Regions from separate parts of the Mus musculus genome. Here regions 1 and 2 are each linked to region 3. Evidence: chromatin loops called from intact Hi-C (ENCODE). Cell type or tissue: left cerebral cortex. All regions are shown on one strand.

The links. Peaks named below come from ENCODE experiments on the same cell type or tissue, not always from the same donor. Only the 100,000 strongest peaks of a DNase experiment are listed, where the experiment ranks them.
Region 1: it touches region 3 in a loop (5-fold over the local background); 28 of 42 quality-filtered maps call a loop at or near these places.
Region 2: a loop joins it to region 3, with 8 times the contacts of the local background. A loop is called at or near these places in 17 of 42 quality-filtered maps.

What each region holds. Positions count from the first base shown.
Region 1 is chr5:77,353,296-77,355,795 of GRCm38, forward strand. Igfbp7 (insulin-like growth factor binding protein 7) reads right to left here. Exons shown (of 5, transcript NM_008048.3): 2 at 2,267-2,376. Among named protein-coding and RNA genes, the nearest start is that of Gm34648, 32 kb to the right of the region's middle. In left cerebral cortex, a CTCF peak has its summit at 1,397 (motif pointing right); a DNase peak (open chromatin) is centred at 1,389; H3K4me3 peaks cover 678 bases.
Region 2 is chr5:77,802,366-77,804,865 of GRCm38, forward strand. No RefSeq gene overlaps it. Among named protein-coding and RNA genes, the nearest start is that of Gm34912, 130 kb to the right of the region's middle. In left cerebral cortex, a CTCF peak has its summit at 1,378 (motif pointing right); DNase peaks (open chromatin) are centred at 1,405, 1,811 and 1,999; H3K4me3 peaks cover 587 bases.
Region 3 is chr5:77,458,655-77,461,154 of GRCm38, forward strand. No RefSeq gene overlaps it. Among named protein-coding and RNA genes, the nearest start is that of 1700017L05Rik, 5.6 kb to the right of the region's middle. In left cerebral cortex, CTCF peaks have their summits at 1,320 (motif pointing right) and 1,899 (motif pointing right); DNase peaks (open chromatin) are centred at 1,393 and 1,877; H3K4me3 peaks cover 536 bases; H3K27ac peaks cover 540 bases.

The DNA.
Region 1 (2,500 bases), 110 kb before region 3:
ACTAGCACCTGTAATCTCAGAGCAGGGTAGGTGGAGACCCGAGGATCCTCCAGGCTAGCTGGCTAGCTCAAATCAGTGAGCTCTAGGTCAAAAAGTAGGGTGGAGAGCAATAGAAGATCCCCCACACCCTGACAAAAAGGATCTTTTTTTGGGGAGGGGGGGTTCGAGACAGGGTTTCTCTGTGTAGCCCTGGCTGTCCTGGAACTCACTTTGTAGACCTGGCTGGCCTCGAACTCAGAAATCCACCTGCCTCTGCCTCCCAGGTGCTGGGATTAATGAACCACCACTGCCCTGTGACAAAAAGAATCTTCAAAACAAAACAAACAAATAAAAAAGCAAACCCAACCCTGCTATCCACAAATGGCCAGCTGGGGCTGGGGGAGGCTCAAGGGGAGACCAAGAAGTCGTTTAGGTGTCTAGCTATTTTATTTTAATCTTTTTGCAAGATCTCTTTATATATAGTCAGGATGGCTTCAAACTCACCATCCTGTCTCAGCCTGCCCAGAACACGCGGCACCTGATGCCTAGCTCTAGAGTACTTTGGTTGCAGCAGATTCTTCCAAAAATCTTGCTATTGTAAATAAGGAATAAATAAGAAAAAGCGCCAATAACTACCGAATGCTATACATCTCTGGGTGCTGTTTCTTGTTAGCACCATTACTTAATGTTAATCCTCATTAATGTGCATATCTGAGTTTGGGTCTGCCCTCAGAGGCCAGAAGAGGGCTTTGGATGTCCTGGAGTGGGTGGGAGTCAGAGGCAGTTGTGAGCTTTTTCTTTTAGTCCCCTTTCTCCAAGCCCCTAGGTCCCCACCTCTGTCTGGTGTCTGGTGTCTGGTGTTCTAAGGGAAGCCATATAACTTCAAAGCCTCCCGAGGCCGACTCATTTCCCCTGGGACCCATGTGTATTTTGCCGGGGTGCCACAGACCTTATTCTCTGCAAGTTTCGGCAATGAGGCTTATAAACTTAAGTACCTCGAGTCACCCTGGCTTCTCATTTTGTAAATTCCATGGAGACCCCTTGAGAAGCAACAAAGCTTCTTGCCGGTTTTCCTTGAAAACTATCGGCCATGCTCTTCACAAGCCACTAACCGCAAATAAGCATTGGGGAACTTCAGCTGCCAGGGGGAAGGTTTAAATGAACACGTAGCCGACCACGTTATTGACATGCCTGACTCCCCGTCCACATCTCTTTCCGAAGCACAATTTAGAGGCAACATCCCATTATTCCCTTTAACGAAAGTTTCAGCTGCGAGGGATAGCTGTACTAGAACTGGGTCATCGGTCTGCTGTACTAGAACTGGGTCACCTCTGCCCACACCGTGGTCCAGGCGTTTCCTGGTAACCACACTCAAGCCAGGTAGTTTCCTCAGTGGCCGCATTCTTCTGGCCACACGGGGGCGCCAGAGGCTGCCAGGAACCATGATCTAGACTAAGGTTTCTCACTCGGCAGCTGGGAAAGCTTTGCTGCTTCGGAGGTCTGTGAGGATAATTCTGCCCTCTGCGGAGGAAGCTTTCTGAAGGAGAAAGTGAGGCCGAGAGATTGATAACAGAGATCAAGAATTCCAGTCCCGATCACATTTGGGTGCCCGGACGCTGGAACTGCCTTCTCTTTCTTTTTGCCCCTCGGCTATATGAACTGGAATCTGTTAGGATTCTTCTGACAATGGGGCCGAAACCCCCTCCCAGAGCCCCAGAGGTCTCCCCTCTGACCAGACAACAAGCACACAAAATAATTGAGACTATCCTCCATTTCTGAGCTTGCTGAGGAAGCAAACTAGCTAAAGAGGGGTGTCTGGCTTTGCTGTTTTATTAGCACGAGTTTGAAGATTCTTCCTTACTTCATAGCTTCCTGCCACCACAGACTGAGTGATAGCACCATGTCTTCCCTGCTGTGTAAGGGACTATAAGCCTCTGAACCTGGAAGCTAAAGCGAACCACCTTTCTTCCTCCCTTGAAAGTTTCTGTCGGGTAACCTTTGGTCACAGTAACCAAAAGCAACGAAAACAGTGGGTTTAGATATTCACCACGGTTCTTTGAGTTTCCCAAGCTCCCTGCTTGGACACTGCTACCCAAAGCAGAACTGGGCTGATGGAGGTCAGGAAAGATCCGTGCCAGTGTAGAGTGATACCAGCTGCCACAGGCTTCATGGTTGTGGGGCAGCCGGCAGTGGATGCAGACTGAGCTGTGCCATTCCCACCGCCCTGGGCCATGCAAAAAACGATTTCCGGCTTGCACGATGCTTTCCCGAGGCCTGCACTACTGACCTTGTTCCAGATGAGGACAGGGGTTGGGATCCCGATGACCTCACAGCTCAAGAACACCTTGGCACCAGTGACGTTCCAGATGTCCTTGGGGGGCGTCACTATGGAAGGACCTACAAGAGAAGCCAGAAAGCCAAGTCCATCTTTTTAGCTGCCCATCACCAGTCAGGATCTTACAAGGCAAATCCTTGTTTATGAGCCTCTCTCCTCTGTGGATTATCTGACGTGCATCTCAAA
Region 2 (2,500 bases), 340 kb after region 3:
CAGGGGGACGCAGGTGAGGGGTTGCTCACTGCCATCTACAGGTTGCTGTGTACTCTTCCTCTTTGGACACACTTTGCATATCTGAGCTGGAGCACGTCTCCTCCTGTATAACAGGCTTGGACAGGGAGACAAGAAAACCTCTGAAGAGCCAGGCAAGCAGCTGGATCCTACCTGCTTGCTGTGCTCTCTAAGGGGCAAAAGGCTGGTGGTTCCATACACTTAGCGAAGGTAACCCTTAAGATAAGTTGTTCAGAATCGGGGTCGCTGCTTCAACCTTTCCTAATGAATAATTAGTGGTGGCCAGAGTTGACTGCAGTATGTGTGGGCTTTCTGTGTAAAGCGAGAGTCCCATACTCTGTAAAGAGATTTCCTTTTCCTGGGCTAGAGCTGTGTGCAACGGAGGGAATATCATGGATTCAAACAGGAACAGAGACTCCCCAGGGCTGGCTTCAAAGCACACACAGCAGTCAACACCGAGAGTGGCTGTTGTGGTTGTAGGTTTTTCTCCTTAGAAATTAGACTTGTCCCCAAGATTCACTGGCTTGTCACTGCAGTCTATTGTAGAGGTTCTTTCTGGCATTTGTTAATTAAAGAAACACATAAATATATCATGACTTTAATGTAAAGTAAATGACCTAAAAAAATCATTTGTGCACTTTAAATGCCTTCCCAGTGCCTTTGTGTTAGGTACAAGTGGAGAGAAAGCCTTCTTCCTAACTCTGAGGATGCTCAGTTGGTGTGAACCAGGGGCTGGCGTGACGTTCTTAGTTTTATTCTGTTCTTTGTTTCATTTGCTCCTCTCAGGGTGCTCACACTGCTACCGGAAAGTACAAAATAAAGGACATAGATAATAGTGTGTCTTGGAGGGAAAGAATCCAGACATCTTTTGGTCTAGGAACCTCATTTTATGGATGAAGAAACTTAGAGATGTACTCCCCGCTGGGTTCAGGTTGCTCCTCTGGTGAGGAAGCTGGGGGTGACTTTGTGTCTTGACTATTATGTCCGTATTTTCTTTCTTTTGCCACGTGAGGAGTGGCTCCTTACTTCTCTATACTCACAGGGCATTGCGTCTGGCCACAGACGGGATGCCAGACTAATGTGTCTACTTTCAAGTCTTTAGTGTCAGAAATGGTGTCCTTCAGATTTAGCTTGTTTGAAATCAGGCTTCAAAGGCTTTGTTTTATGTGAAAAAAATCCTCTGGATTGATCAGAATAAAGCAGCTTCCTTCTGGGTTGGCCCTTTCCTAATGTGTTGGTGTCCTGGAGAATATTGTTCAAGGTCAAGACCCCGGGCATGTACCTGATTGCAGCAAACACTTGCCCTCCCCATCCTCTATCGGAAGCATCAGCTGTCATTCCCAAAGTGGCCTGAGGAGGGCAGCCTTGACTTTCTGGTGTTTTATAGTAACTGGAAAAAAGCCCAGGCTTTTACCTGGAATGGAATGGGCCGGTTTGTCACCTAAGTGCAAATGTCATTTTAGCACTTCGCTGGTCACAACACCCTTTCTGGCCTTTATGGGAAATGACATATTCCTGTGTTCTTTGTCTCCAACACATGCTTCAGAAAGGCGCGAGCAGTTACTATACTTTAAAAGGTTGGAGAGAAAACGAAAGAAGAGACCTGGGCGCCAAATACCAGGGAGTACAGAGAACACAAATCAGGTTATGGTGTCACCCAGGCCCTGTGCAAAGTGGTGAAGAGAAAGGATTGCTTCCATATCTCGCTGCTATTAACATGCTTTCTGTTGTTATTTCTCTTTCCGGGGTCAGAGAGATACTGAAGGAGGAGTGGCTCATGTCCCAGCCAGCCCGATTTTCTTTGTCCACCTCGATTCTGTCCCTTGCCCCAGGCCCACTGCCTTGCCCTCCATCCCCCTGCCCTCAGTTCAGCCTTGCTCGTGCCTCTAGCAGTCATGTCTCTTTATCAGTCCCCGGAGCTGTTCTTGGCTGTGGACTGCAGCAGCCCACAGGGGCTGCTGAAAGCAAGCAGGAATTACTACCACAGCAGGTGCCAGGGAGCCATCGATCTGGCCACATGTGACAGCTTAGGGAAGGAAGGTTAGAACAATTTTATGGCCTATTACAGCACCGCTTTCTCACAAGACTGAAATTCTGACGAGTGGCTCTGTCCTACCTGCTTCGCAGAGACACTGAAACTTGGTTTTAATTACGGTAATTACCACTCCCCGCCAGGCCTTGCCTGAGGTGGCCGGAGCTAGGGAACATTCTTCATGAGCTGATTTTTTTTCTTCTTGGCATTTTTTCACCTCTTTTTATCATACGGGACTTTTAGCCATCCTGATGCTGGGATAACGCTGGTACTAAACGCAGGTGAAGTGTAGATGCACATAGTTCCTTCTTTGCATCCCATCTCTCAAAGAGGCGTTGGGGAAGGCCGTAGGATATGCCTCCCTTTTCTTGTCCTGAGACATGAGCTCAATCATTGTGCTCAGTGCCATATCCTGTGAGTGGCTGAGCTAAGCTGGATGGGGAACCCAGA
Region 3 (2,500 bases):
GCCTGCAGGGCTCACTGTGCAGCTTCTGGACAGAGACTCCTGGACCTGTGTTTTCAGGGGCTGCCCAGGTCATGAATTATTCTCTTTGCAAACTAACTCTGTTGTATTTAATTTGCTAACAGAAATCTTGGGAAAAATCATAGTCACTGTAAAAATGTTTAGAACGTGTTCTGTCTAGTAGTTAAGAAGACTGAAACACATTTCAGCCAACAGATGGGACTTAGAAAACCAGGGCTCCTTGGGGCTCTTTGGAAGCTCTTTGGGGGACAGAGGAGGCCACACCCCTCCTCTAACTCCTCCTCTTTTTGAGACAGGCTATTATGTAGCCCATGCTTGTCTTAAATTCATGATACATATATGTGAAGATGGCTTTGAACTCCTAATTCTCTTGTGTCCAAACTCCTGAGTGTGAGATTACAGTGGTGTACCTCCATATCCAGTTTGTGCAGTGCTGGACATCTTACCAAGAAGTTCGTGCATAGCCCACAAATAGTGTACAGACTTAGCTACATTCTCCGCTCTCCTCCTCCTCATCTCCCCCCCTCCCCTTTTCAGTTTTGAAATAGGGCCGTTTTATATAGCCCAGGCTAGCCGACTACTTTGTAGCCCAGCCTAACCAGGAATTCTCAATCTCTCTGTCTCTGTCTCTCCAATTCCGGGACTGCCGGCTGCAGCACCACACCTAACAACAGGAGCACTTTTACGAAGGGGACAACATTCTTGGGGCGGCATCCTGGAGTGCTGGGATCTATTGCATCTGGAGAATGGGGTCATCTCTGTACCGGGAGCTCTTGGAAACAGCCATCTTGCTTGTTGTTTTGTTCGGTTCAGACTAGAGTCTACACTTGGTCGGATCTGGTAGTCACGTAGCTTTAAACTTCTCTCAGCTTTTTCCAAGGATGAGCCAACTAAGCCTCAAAACCTTCATGTTACAGATAAACTGAACCCCAAGAAGCTGACAGCCATTGGCTTCAGCCCTCCTGCCATGTACTTCAGCTTCGGGGGCTGACAACGAACTTGTACCCTGAGACTGCCAGCTCATTATCCTGGCCTGCAGAGAGTTTTGTGCTCTTTGTTTTTATGCTTATTGGAAACTCCACAGTGGAGTGTTTTTTTAGAAGTTTTATTGTTTTAATATGAAAAAAAAAACCCCTCAAACCAAAGGACCTAAATAAGCAGCTACTTATTTTCCTGAGTTACCCCAGTGAGTCAGTGATGTGTTCCGACGCCTGAAAACCCACCGTTAATAAAGATGCTGGAGCTTCGTGGGCATGGCTCTGCTGTTGAGCCAAGGACCTGGAATACCTGGCCAGCGCCTAGCGGGCGCATTCCCAGAACTTTCCGGTAGATGGCAGCATTGTGCAGACAATCTTTCAGTTCAAGCCGCATTCCCCCCCCCCCACCCCCCTACACACGGGGGGAGGCGGGAGCGGGGTTGGTTGTTTCGTTTTCCACCTTTCCGCTGGTGAAAGGAGAGGCTCTGGTGCCTGCAGTCGTCCAGGTGCCCGCTGGACCACGCCGTCTGTATTATGGTCTCAGCCTGGCAGGTCACAACATGTGTGAAAAAGATGACGCGGGCACGGTTGCTTTGGGGGTATAGCTTTTGCTTTGGATAATTGGTGCAGTTCACGTGGCTTTTAATTTTTGCCTTCACTAAGGACAAGTACAAGAAAAGACAAAAGCCCCGTCCAAATGGTTTCCAAGCCAGTCCAGGAGTCCACTGCATGTTCAAACACACTTCCCACTTCTACCACTCTGTGCCCCCACTTTGTTGAAATGCGATTTCTAATTTGATCTTTCTAGAGTTGCCTCTCTCTCCCTGCAAAGTCAAGGCTCTGGGTGCTTGTTCAGTGGAGATCCAGTGTCTTAGGCCTCACGAGGGCTCATGTAATGCCGACTCTCACCACGAGAGGGCACTGTGGTCACACGCTGTCCCGGAGTGGGTCAGACAAGGCAGAGAGGCCCCTGATGTTACTCCTGTGTCCTACTGGTAACCTTGGGACCCCCCCCGACTGTTTTTTTTGGGGGGCATTCCTTCATCCCCCAACCGCATGGATTCTTAAGGTGCTCCGGACTCCATTCCCTCAGAGGTCTCATCCCACTCATCCTCCATTTTCTCCTTGCCTGCATATCTCTCTGAAGAGATTCAAACATACTGCCCATTTCTTCCACTCTGTGCCCCCACTTGGTTGAAACACGATTTCTAGTTTGATCTTTCTAGAGTTGCCACTCTCTTCCCACAAAGCCTTTCTACTTTGTCTAGGCGCTGGTGCTGAGACCGTTCTGCTGTCTGTTTATTTTGTTTGGAGTTCTCTTCTATTGCTAAATTCCTAGTGTTCTAGGCCCAGGATCTTTGTCCATCATCTGCTTCCCCTCTCCCTCCCTGCTGGACCTGTTTGAATCATGTGGACACACCCCTGCTTTCTCCTGCTCTTGCATCTGGTCACTCTTCAGGCTTCACTTCTCTTTGGGGTTACGAGATTTCTTTATTTTTATTATT